2 separate regions of the Homo sapiens genome follow, and region 1 is linked to region 2. A link is a contact called in ENCODE Hi-C or POLR2A ChIA-PET data. All regions are on one chromosome and are shown on one strand. Each heading gives the region's core, a stretch centred on a gene start or an enhancer-like site at or near the end of the contact. The rest is flanking DNA. Distances are from core to core; before and after follow the strand shown.

Region 1 (5,890 bases), core at 1,837-4,336, 160 kb after region 2:
ATGTTCTCACTCATAAGTGGGAGTTGAACAATGAGAACACATGGACACAGGGAGGGGAACATCACAGACCGGGGCCTATCGGAGGGTAGGGGGCAAGGGGAGGGAGAGCACTAGGACAAATACCTAATGCATGTGGGGCTTAAAACCTAGATGATAGGTTGATAGGTGCAGCAAACCACCATGGCACATGTATACCTATGTAACAAACCTGCACGTTCTGCACATATATCCCAGACTTGAAGTAAAATAAAATTAAAAAAAAAAGCAGGTTGTGTACAGCATTCACTACACTGAAGGTAAGCTAAACCATCAACATCTCTGGTGTTTTAAGATGTCATTTTATTGGAACAACTGACAAATGAGGAATGTTAGTTTTGTGGCAGAATTCCTAGCATGCGTGATAATTGATCTTGTTTTTCTTTTTTGGCATTGCAACTGTGGCATAGTTACAATTTCTGTTCTATTCGTCACATTTAAAATTGGAAGAGAACACACTTGATGGATAGAGTGCCTTCAGTGTACTGTTTCTTATTAACTTTACTTTTAAAAAATCAACTTGCTATAGACTGTATATACATTTTGTTAAATACAGTTCCTAGTGACATAGAAACACTGCATACTTTTCATTTACTAATTACAAATGTTGAGGCCTAATTCTGAAAGTCCTCATATTTAAAGGTTAGACAGACAGGGTAATGAAATTTTTAAGTATGTGTATGTCATTTTGAAAGTGTACTGCTTTATGGTAAAAGTGTTTTAATTTGCTCATTGTTTTCATCATCTGTGATCATGTTGTCTTTCAATACAGGCATAAACCTTCTGCTCTTGAACAAAGCAGCTGCTTTTTAAAAGTAGTAATTGCTGCTTTACTTTTTATTTCTTTTGTAAATGAAACTTTTCTTTAAGAATGTGACTTTAAAGTGTTGTCTATTGCATAAAACAGTTGACACTCCTTGTAAAGTGAAGATTGTTCTACTGCATGTGAAGTGGGCCATGCAGATTTCTGTATGTTCTCAGTATGTACCACTAGATAATAAAGTCTTTTGTAAACAAAGAAAAAAAAAAGAAGGGAACAATAGACACAGGGACCTACTTGAGGAGGGACACTACCTATTGGGTACCATGTGCACTACGTGGGTGATGAAATCATTTGTATACCAAACCCCAGTGGCACACAATTTACCCATAATACATCTGTACATGTAGCCCCTGAACCTAAAATAAAAGTTGAGAAAATAAAAAAAAAAGGGTTGGGTGGGGACCAACAAATAAATTTATGCTTATATTTACATTAAAGAAACACTGGACAGACGCTACAGGAAGTTATATAAGTTTTTACCAATATGAGGCTTTGGGAAAGGAATGGAGTAGGTAAGAATAGAGGTAGGAATGACCTATCTGAATATAGACCTTTTAAATTAAATAAATAAAAGTCACTTTTAAAAAAGAAAGTATCTAATGTGATAGTTCCTTACAAATAAATGACTCATTTTCATAATGTTTGGATATACTACCAGAGCCTTGACTTTCAGTAAAATCTTTTCTCCTCTTAACTAATGCTTCCCCTCCTCAACCCCAAGTTACTTCTTACCTTTGGAAAAATGATATTATGTACCCCAATGCGGTTTGTTCTCAAAAACACTTATGGCAAGGATTTGTTTTTATTCTTCCAGGATTCTTCATTTCTTGTCATAGAAGCATGGGATCTCTGGTTACAATGAAAATATCAACCAAAGCCTAGTCAAGACTTTGGAACACATAATTATTTCCACATTTGAGTGGCACAGACAAGAAGGAAGTAGGCAGGGTAAGTATTCATTTATTCAAAAAATAGTTACTGAGTACTTATTATGTGCTTGGCTCTGAGGCAAGAGGCATTTGCTCCCCTGAAGAAGTTTAATTGTGACGTGGAAACAATGACAAAACAGTGTGAAGAGTATGATTCGCAGGAAGCATTGTGTCTTGCAGGGCTGAGGAGCAGAGGCACCTCCCTCTTGAGGGGGTGGGCTGTGGGAATGGTTCAGACCAGGATTCTCAGAGTTGTTGACTTCTATGCTACCTGAAGGATGAGTGGGATTAGAGGAAAGAGGTGTTTATGTGCATGCATGTGAACAAGCATGTATATATGTGTGTACATGTGAATGAAGACCATTTTAAGTGGAAGGGGAACCATGTCCAAAAAGCCTAGAGATAAGCATGGTTGTGTTACATTCAGAGAAGGACAAGGGGATCCCTGTGTTGAATGTAATGTGATCTGAAGCCTTCGAGGTCTAGGAGGGTTTCCTGGGGGAAGTTACAGTTGAGCTGATGGGTAAGAGATTGTGGAGACCGCCAGCTAATCAAGGGGAAGAAGGGCAGGGCTCTCTGAGTGAGAACCATATCTTGAACAAAGGCGCAGAGGAAGTGGATGCCTGGTCCCTTCAGGAAAATACAAATTGCTCAGTCAGACCAGAAAACAGATTGGAATGGAGGAGGAGAGGGGAGGCAGCAGAGGTGGGGAGGCGATAACTATCCTAGCTCTGCCACTCACTAGCCTTGAATAAACTGGGGTTAACATTTCCCAGCCTCAGGTTTTTTTAAATCTTAAAGTGGGGACAATAATAATAGACCTTGATGCATGCATTGTTTTGAGGATTAAGTGAGATAAACTTGTAGACCACCCAGCACCGTGCTTGGTATATAGTAAGAGCTGAGTAAAGGGTAGATTTGATTATCACTCATCACTTTTGAATTGTTAATGTGCTGGTTAGTAACCTAACCACTGTTTGCAGCTGGAGGTTTTGGAAATTCTTCTCTGAATTTTCCCAGAGTCCTTACTGGAGAGATCCTTGGCTGGACACAGTGCCTGGCACATCATTGACAGTCAAAGGATAGATGCAGAAGGGCAAGGGAGGTTATTCTTTGGGTTCTGACCACAGGGATGAACCTCAAAAGAAATAGACGGGAAGGCTCTGCAGATGTTTGGTCCTTATTGGGAGATGCTTCTCCCTCTTGATTGAGAAATTTCAGACATTTCTTCTTGCAGCCCGCTTTCATTTCTTGTTCCAATTTTAATCTCCCCCCTCCCCCCGACCTTCTCCCCACTCAAAGTAAAAATGTGTATGTTGTGTAAGGAAGGAGGGTAAGGAAGGAGTGTTGTGCAACAGTTCTTCATTCAACGCAGTACTGCTCTGCCAAAAATTCTATTTGTGGTATTTATCTTTTCAGCTGAGTGGCTGACACTGGGGTGTGTACAATGTTTAACAAGAGAGAAAGTTTTATGCCTTTAACCTTTACAAGAAAGAAGGAACCCCCAGGGGCAACTGGCCCATCCAGTTTCTACTGAAGTTCAGACCTCTTAGGGTTCCTTGGCTCTTTTCTGAAAGTCATTGTGGCCATCAGCTCAGGGCAGAGGGGCCAGTCTACTATATTTACAACTATCAGGCTGGGTGCGGTGGCTCACGCCTGTAATCCCAGCACTTTGGGAGACCGAGGCAGGCAGATCACCAGGTCAGGAGGTCGAGACCAACCTGGCTAACGCGGTGAAACCCCGTCTCTACTAAAAATACAAAAAATTAGCTGGGCGTGGTGGCAGACGCCTGTAGTCCCAGCTACTTGGGAGGCTGAGGCAGGAGAATGGCATGAACCCAGGAGGCGGAGCTTGCAGTGAGCCGAGATTGTGCCACTGCACTCCAGCCTGGGCAACGAGTGAGACTCTGTCTCAAAAACAAAAAACAAAAAACAAAACAAACAAAAAAACCAAAAAGAACTATCAGGGTCACCCTATCATCAAACATGAATGGGGTGGCAAGAATGCTGCATGGCTTCCTTACTTCTTTTTACAAATTAAGAAAAATGCCAAACCAAATCTTGACCAAACCAGCTTTCTTTAGCTATTCCCTTAAAGTCACCCCACGTCCTGGCCATGTCAATTAACATGTGCCTGTACTTTCATGTCTTCTTGCTTTTGCCCAAGCTGGGCCCTCTGCCTGGACTGCCCTCTGCTACTTGCTCTTCTCCACCAGGCTGACTCCTACACTGGCTGCTCCTTGTAATAGGCTCAGGCTGGCCTCTTCTCTGTGATCTTCCCCATATGTTCACCTTTTCCCTCGCAGCAGATGACTTTCTTCGATTCTTCCTCTATTGTCCTGAGTTCTCAGATTAGCATTAACCTGGGAGCTCACTGGGACAGAAATCCCACTGGACTTGTGTCTGTAATCCAGTCACTATGGTTGTGTAGAGATTGGAAGAATAAATAAATGAATTAGTGAATAAAATAACTGAGAGTAGGCTGAGAAGACCCACTAGAATAATTTTTTTTTTTAGTTTCTTAGAACACTTTAGAGAAAATTTTCTTGATAGATTTTCAATCTTCATAATAGGGTAATAAAAATTGCATTAAAAAGTTTATTGTTTAAACAGTCATGTCACAAGTAATGAATGTAATGAATGTTTATTGTAGATACTTTAGAATTTACAGATAAGTAAGGAGCAAAGTACAGTCTCCTGTAGTTTTGCACCTAGAGACAACCTACACTGAATGTTTTGACATATATGCTTACATTTCATCAAACAAATATGAACATATGCAATTTCAAATACTGTATAAACTATTTTATAACCCCCCTTAATCACCTATTATATCATGAAAATCTTTCCTGTCATTAAATGTTTTTGTTTTCATAGCTGCATGATATTCAACTAAAGACATAATTTATTTAATGATTTCCCTGGATATAGGGTTTTTAGATGGCTTCCAATTTTTTTCTTTTTGTTGTTATGAGTAATGCCATAAGGAGCATCTTTGCAGCTAATATTTGTGCAAATTTATGTTTTTCTTCTCCTTTTTTGGAGAAGAAATAAAATAGTGAGGTCAAAGGACATACATATAATTTTCACGACTTTTGACACAAGCGGCCTCCTTGCCATTAAGGAAACTATACCATTTACACTCCCATTGAAGTGACTCCTTGTCGACACCTGGCATTGCCATTATTTTTAATATTTGGCAATTATTAGATGAGTAGAAACTGGTATCTAATTTTAAGATGCAGTTCTTTAATGATTGATGACATTGAACATCCTGTTTGCTGTTTGATCATTTGCTTTTCTTCTTTTGTGAATTACCTATTAATTATCTTCGTTCATGTTCCAATTGGTGGGTTATTTTTTTTTCTAGTAGCAATGATAATACTAATACTGGGGCTCACTGTTTGCTAAATTCTGTCATCTTATGCTTATAGTAACTGTGTGAAAAAGTAGGAGGTCTTACTTCCTCCTGACACCATGTATGTGGTATCTTTTCCAACACCACTTCTACTCTCTGACACCACCTGGGAGTCTTGTAATTCTATTCAATTCTGACACTAACTACCTGAAGTTAGTGTCAGACTCTAAGGTTTAAGGGCTCAGTCCCATAAGACTGCCTCCATTTTAGATGGCAGTTGCAAGTACTGGGTCATCTGTACTTCTGACCAATGGCTACAAACTGGGGTTCCCATGACCCCTCTCCTCAGGTTTGATTATCTGCTAGAATGACTCACAGAACTCAGGAAAGCACTTCATTATTTTTAAACTTTTTTTTTTTTTTGCTCTCCTGTACTTTTGTAATAGTGTATCGTAGCTTTTTTCTTTCTTCTCTATTCCCCCTAAGAAAACACATTATTTACTGTTACTGGTTTATTTAATTTTAATTTTTTTTTTTTTTTTTTGAGACAGGGTCTCACTTTGTCACCCAGGCTGGAGTGCAGTGACGTAATCATGGCTCACTGCAGCCTCAACCTCCTGGGCTCAAGGAGGATCAAGTGATCCTCCCATTTCAGCTCCCCAGGTAGCTGGGACTATCGGTGCATACCACTATGCCCAGCTAATTTTTTGTAGAGATGGGGCTTTGCCATGTTGTCCAGGCTGG
Region 2 (6,234 bases), core at 3,197-5,696:
TTTTTTTTTTCCACTATTTTTTACTTTTGTCATTCTTATATCTTGAGCCCAGGAGGTTGAGCCTGCATTGAGCCATGATCGTACCACTGTACTCCAGTGTGGGTGACAGAGCAAGACACGGTCTCAAAAGAAAAAAAAAAAAAAGAAAAAAAAATTTCACTGTATGGATATATCACATTTTGTTTATTCATTCATCTGTTGACAAATGTTTAGGTTGTTTTCACATTTTGGCTCTATGAATAATGCTGCTATGAATATTTGTGTGCAAGTTTTTGTGTGGATGGATATTTTTGTTTCTCTGGACTATATACCTAGAAGTGAAATTGCTAAGTCATATGATAATTCTATGTTTAACATTTTGAGGAATTGCCAAACTTTTTCCAAAGGTGCTGCACCATTCTGCAATGCTGCCAGCAATGTTTGAAGGTTCCAGTCTTTTCACATCCTTGATGACACTTTATACTGTCTGTCTTTTAAATTTCAGCCTAGTGTGTTTTAAGTATTATCTCATTGTGGTTTTGATTTGTATTTTCTTAATGACTAATGATGTTGAGCATCATTTTATGTATGTATTGGCCATTTTCATATCCTGTTAAGAGAAATGTTTATTCAAATCCTTTGCCCTTTAAGAAATTGAGTTATTTGTCTTTCTAGTGTTGAGTTTTAAGAGTTTTAAAAATATATTCTGTATACTAGACCTTTGTCAGATCTATGGATTGCAAATATGTCTTGCATTTTGTGGGTTATCTTTTCATTTGCTTAATAGTTATAGTGTCCTTTGAAGCAAAAAATTTTAAATTTTGATGTTAGATTTATCTTTTTTTTTTCTTTTGATGCTTGTGCTTTTGGTGTTACATCTAACAAACCAATTGTCGAACCCAAGGTCATAAAGATTTATTTACTCCTGTCTTCTTTTTTTTGAGATGGAGTCTCACTTTATTGCCCAGGCTGGAGTGCAGTGGCGCGATCTTGGCTCACTGCAACCTCCACCTTCTGGGTTCAAGCGATTCTTCCACCTTAGCCTCCCAAGTAGCTGGGATTACAGGGGCACACCACCATGCCTGGCTAATTTTGTGTATTTTTATTAGACACAAGGTTTCACCATGTTGGTCAGGCTCTTCTTGAACTCCCGACCTCAAGTTATCTACCTGCCTTGGCCTCCCAAAGTGCTGGGATTACAGGCGTGAGCCACCACACCTGGCCTAATTTACTCCTATGTCTTATTCTAAGAGTTGTATAGCTTTAGCTCTTACACGTAGGTGGATCATCCATTTAATTTTTGTATATGGTGTGAGGTGGGGTCCAACTTCATTGTTTTGCATGGAGCTAACTAGTTGTCCCAGCACCATTTGTTGAGAAGACAATTCTTTCCCCCATTACATGGTCATTGTACTCTTGTTGAAAATCAACTGATCATAAAGGTAAGAATTTAAATTTAGTTCTGAGCATGTTGCATTTGGCTCTAAAGGATACTCAAATGGAGGTTTCCAGAAAGATCAAAGGAGATATTGAGTGTGATAGATTGAACTGTTGTCCCCAATTCTTTATCCCTGCCTATGGTTATACCTTTGCCATGGCCTCATTGTGGACAGTATGTGTTTCCATGCTTTTGATTTTGGATTTGACTAAGTAACTTGCTTTGGCCAATGGCTTGTGGGCAGAAGAATAGTATTAGGGTTCTGAGCTTATGCCTTAAAGTTCCCCTATGCTGCCAATTATGATCTTGCTCTTCTGCCAGTGTCAAGAAAAAGTATGCCCCCCCTAACCTATTAGTCCCTGGAGGACAACGAGAAACATAGATCAGTCATTCCAGGCAAGCACCCAGCTAGGCCCAGCATTGACCCGCATGCTACTCACAGATAAGAAAGTGATGAAAACTGGGTGTTGTCACTGAATTTTTGGGTGGTTTGTTACACAGAGTGGATAAGTGAGATACAGGGCACAAGATCTCTTTATATCTACGAAGTACTGTCCATATGAGAGGGAGGACAGATCACTCACTCCCCTTTCTTCTTTTTTAAAAAACTTTTAGGTTCAGGGGTACGTGTGCAGGTTTGTTATACAGGTAAACTCACACCTTGGGGGTTTGGTGGACAGATTATTTCATCACCCAGGTGCTAAGCATAATACCTGATAGGTATTTTTTCTGATCCTCTCCTTCTCCCCACCCTCCACTCAAGTAGGCCCCAGTGTCTATTGTTCCCTTCTTTATGTCCATGTACACTCATTATTTAGCTCCCACTTATAAGTGAGAGCATGCAGTATTTGGTTTTCTGTTGCTGCATTCATTTGTTAAGGATAATGATCTCCAGCTCCATCCATATTCCTGCGAAGGACACGATCACATTCTTTTTTATGGTTGCATAGTATTTCATCATGCATATGTATCACATTTTCTTTATCCAGGCTACCACTGATGGACATTTAGGTTGATTCATGTTTTTGCTATTGCAAATAGTGCTTCAATGAACATAGATGTGCATGTGTCTTTATGATAGAATGATTTATGTTCCTTTGGGTATATACCCAGTGATGGGATTGCTGGGTTGAATGGTAGTTCTGTTTTTAGTTCTTTGAGGAATCACCACACTTTTCCATGATGGTTGAACGAATTTATTTCATTCCACCTTTGTTTTTGAACAAGAGCTCTAATCAATCAGAGATCTTGGGACATTTCCTAGGTGAAGACATTAGTGAAATATTTTCCTGCAGTGTGGGGCCCAGTCCCCTGATGAGAAGTGGGGAAATTTAAGGCCAAACATGGACATGACATTCTATAGCACTGGTTCACATCATGAAGGAATGACTCCCTTTTTAGTCCTTTCAATTACCTAAATTTAGCTGGATGCTACCCCCTCAGTAATGCCTCCAAACAGTTGCTGACCTCCCTCACAATAAAAAGAGAACAGCAGGCAGGCTCTGAGTCTTTGGCAGGTGATGGCATCAGGCTAGAAGTTAAGCTCATTGTTTTGTTTTTGTTATGTTTATTTTTGTGTTGATCTTTTCTATTTATGGTAGTGGTATGTACCTTTGTTTTAATGTAAAAGAATAATATGGTTTAAAGAAAAATATTAAGGAAATAAGAGTAGAGGTAATAGAGTCACAGTGATATGTGAATAAATGGGGTTTAGAAAACCTCTTTTGAGATACATCCTTGTGTTAGGGTTCTCCAAAAAACGGAACCACTAGGATCCTGCTTTCCTCTCTCTTTCTCTCTCTCTCCGTGTCTCTCTTGGTGTCTCTCTCTCGGTGTCTCTCTCTCGGTGTCTCTCTCTCTCTCGGTGTCTCTCTCTCTCTGTCTCTCTCTTTCAGTGTCTCTGTCTGTCTGTGTCTCTGTCTCTCTGTCTGTCTGTCTCTCTGTCTCTGTCTCTCTGTTTCTCTGTCTCTCTGTCTCTCTCTGTTTCTCTTTCTCTCTGTCTGTCTCTCTCTGTCTCTCTCCGTCTCTCTCTGTCTCTCTCCGTCTCTCTCCCTCCCTCTCCCTCCCCCTCCCTCCCCTCCCTCCCTCTTTCAGTCTCTCTCTCTCGACCTCTCTCTCTTTCTGTCTCCATCTATATGTATGTCTTATCATCTACAAGCTGGAAAGCCAATGGTGTACAATCCCGCGTTGAGTCCGAAGGCCTGAGGACTGTAAGTGCTGAGGGCAGGTGAAGGTGGATGTCCAAGTTAAGGCAGTCAGGCAGGGAGAAGTTGACTCCTCCCTTCCTCTGCCTTTTTGTTCTGTTCAGGCCTCCAACAGATTGGATGCTGCCCACCCCCATTGAGGAGGGCAAACCAGTTTACTTAGTCCACTGATTCAAAGGCTGATCTGTTCCAGACATACCCAGAAATAATGTTTAACCAGATAGCTGAACATTTCATGATCCTGTCAAGTTGACTTATACAATTAACTATCACAGCCATTGTATCCATGACCTATATACTAAAAGTTATGGGATGGTTTTTTGTTTCCCTCCTAAGAAGCTGTGGGAGGGCATCATTGTGGATGTAAACTCGTCACTTGTCCATGGTTTCTGAGCTGGAAATTTGGTTTATTCTTTCAAACTACTTCAGATTCTTGATTTCCAAGAATCCTAGCACCTAAGCTCTCTTCAAAGCCCCAAGGTGATTGTCACAAACAAAACCCTTCTGTGGCTCATACATAATTGATACTTATAAACCTTTTGGAAAAAAAATCATCCTCTGTAATGTAATTTCCCATTCTAAAAATAGGCTTGACTTTTGGATTTCTGCTTAATAAAAATATATTTTTCGATTACACTGGAGACAGAGAAAAAAATTTCCAGTATCAGTTTGAGGCTTGTGAGAAAATGGAGAGAAGACAAGTTTCACTGCTCTTGTTGAAGGCTTTGTATTAAAATTTTGCCACAGTGGCTGAGTTCTGAGTGTGGTGGGGCTGGGGAGGAAGGAAGAGTGAACACTGTCACCAGTCATTTAAGATGTCATTTATTACTCAGATCTGACCCCAAATGCGAAGGCTGCAGCAGGGAGATGAAGCTGGCATCGCTGTACACGTTTGTGGTTAAGGAGCGCATCTCTGAAATTCTATGGTTTCTCTGAGTAATCACTGAATCATCTCTTTATTACAGTGAAACTTCACAGTGCCATTATTTGCTGTGGAGCGAAGCTAGAGAGCATCACTCTGAGGCTTCTTGGGCAGCATTGGAAAGGGCTTAGGTTCCGAAGAGGTGGTGCCCGTCCCTTTCTAAGGCTCTCTCCCCCAATAGATGGCCCAAGGAACAGTGTTACAGTGCAGGTCATCTCTCAGGAGCACTTGGTGGGCATTCCTCTTGGTGCTGTGTTTTGTGCTTCCCTTTTGGAAGAGAAGGAGGAAGGAGCCGCCGCAGTGTAGGGCAGCATGTGATTCAGAGTCAATATGGCTTCCCTTTCCTTCCACACATGCTTTCTTGTCACCAAGTCATCTGGAATGTCCATGGCCAAACATACTACCCACCCCTAGTTGGATTCAGACTTCTGCCTTTCCCATGCAGGGCAAATCACTTTCCTTCTCTGAGTCTCATTTGCTCATCTTTAAAATGACACCCACAATTCCCACCTTGCTCAGGGCAAAAAGAGCTGGCATGTATGAAGTTACATTTTGAACTGCATGGTGTGCTGTATCTTGGAAAGACTTCTGTGCCTTCCCCGATGACACACTGTGCTGTCTTTCGGTAGCCACCCACCTCTCTATGCTTTTGTGCTCATGAAGCTCAAAAGCTTCTTCATGATGATTCTATACTGAGCCTTATAACTGATTTCAAGACAGTGTGCTAATTTTCAGAGATATGGAAGAAATTTTTTTTTTCTTTTGTTTGTTTTGAGACAGGGTATTGCTCAGTTGCCTAGGCTGAAGTGCAGTGGCACTATTATGGCTCACTGCAGTCTCTTCTTCCCTGGCTCAAGTGGTCCTCCCACCTCAGCCTCCTGGGTAGCTGGAACTAAAGGCATGCACCAGCACACTGGGCTAATTTTTTCTATTTTTTGTAGAGGTGGAGTCTCACTATGGTGCCTAGGCTGGTCTCTAACTCTGGGACTCAAGCAATTCTCCCACCTCAGCCTCCCAAAGTGCTGGGATTATAGGCTTGAGCTGCTGCGCTTGGCCAGAGGAGATTATTTCTTAAGATTGTTCTGATGAAACCCTAAAAAGTGAAATCAACATTCTCAGAAACCAATAAAATAAGACAAATCTTCTGGCTTTGGCAGGGATGTGGGAAACTTACAGGAAAAATTATGGGTTTGCCAATGAAAATCATCTAGACACTGTGGGTTAAGGAATCTGTGGGACCACCTTGCCCAAATATATGCAGGAATCATTTTATTGATTGATTGATTGATTGATTTTTGAGCCTGAGTCTCCTGTCGCCCAGACTGAAGCTCAGTGATGTTATCTTGGCTCACTGCAACCTCCACCCTTGGGGTTCAAGTGATTCTACTGCCTCAGCCTCCTGAGTAGCTGGGATTACAGGTGCCTGCCACCACGTCTGGCTACTTTTTGTATTTTTAGTAGAGACAGGGTTTCACCATGTTGTTCAGGCTGGTCTCAAACTCCTGACCTCAAGAGATCCGCCCGTTCGGCCTCCCAAACTGCTGGGATTACAGGCGTTAGCCACTGTGCCTGACTGGCAGAAATCATTTTAAGGAAAGTAAGCATAATAGTAACATTTGTGACATTAACTATGTGTAAGACACTGTGCCAAGTGCTTTGCTGTGGAGACAACTATCTAAGATGAAATCCCA

Evidence for each region. A loop is a pair of places that touch in the nucleus more often than their neighbours do. ChIA-PET counts read pairs that join two places held with the same protein, here RNA polymerase II (POLR2A). Pooled maps may share reads with other maps.
Region 1: a loop to region 2 is called in a map of chondrocyte, with 2.2 times the contacts of the local background. The contact joins two enhancer-like sites. A Hi-C loop is called at or near these places in 2 of 168 maps with a recorded cell type or tissue (PC-3 and chondrocyte) and 8 of 50 pooled maps. POLR2A ChIA-PET finds 5 or more read pairs at or near these places in 1 of 52 experiments (T-cell).

What each region holds. Positions count from the first base shown.
Region 1 is chr9:114,849,210-114,855,099 of GRCh38, forward strand. No RefSeq gene overlaps it. Among named protein-coding and RNA genes, the nearest start is that of TNFSF15, 46 kb to the left of the region's middle. Within about 2 kb of position 3,087, at least 2 of the 41 ENCODE cell types and tissues checked have a DNase peak (open chromatin) inside an H3K27ac peak, as active enhancers do.
Region 2 is chr9:114,686,710-114,692,943 of GRCh38, forward strand. No RefSeq gene overlaps it. Among named protein-coding and RNA genes, the nearest start is that of TEX48, 7.6 kb to the left of the region's middle. RefSeq lists an enhancer at 3,863-5,062 and a silencer at 4,536-4,585. Within about 2 kb of position 4,447, at least 5 of the 41 ENCODE cell types and tissues checked have a DNase peak (open chromatin) inside an H3K27ac peak, as active enhancers do.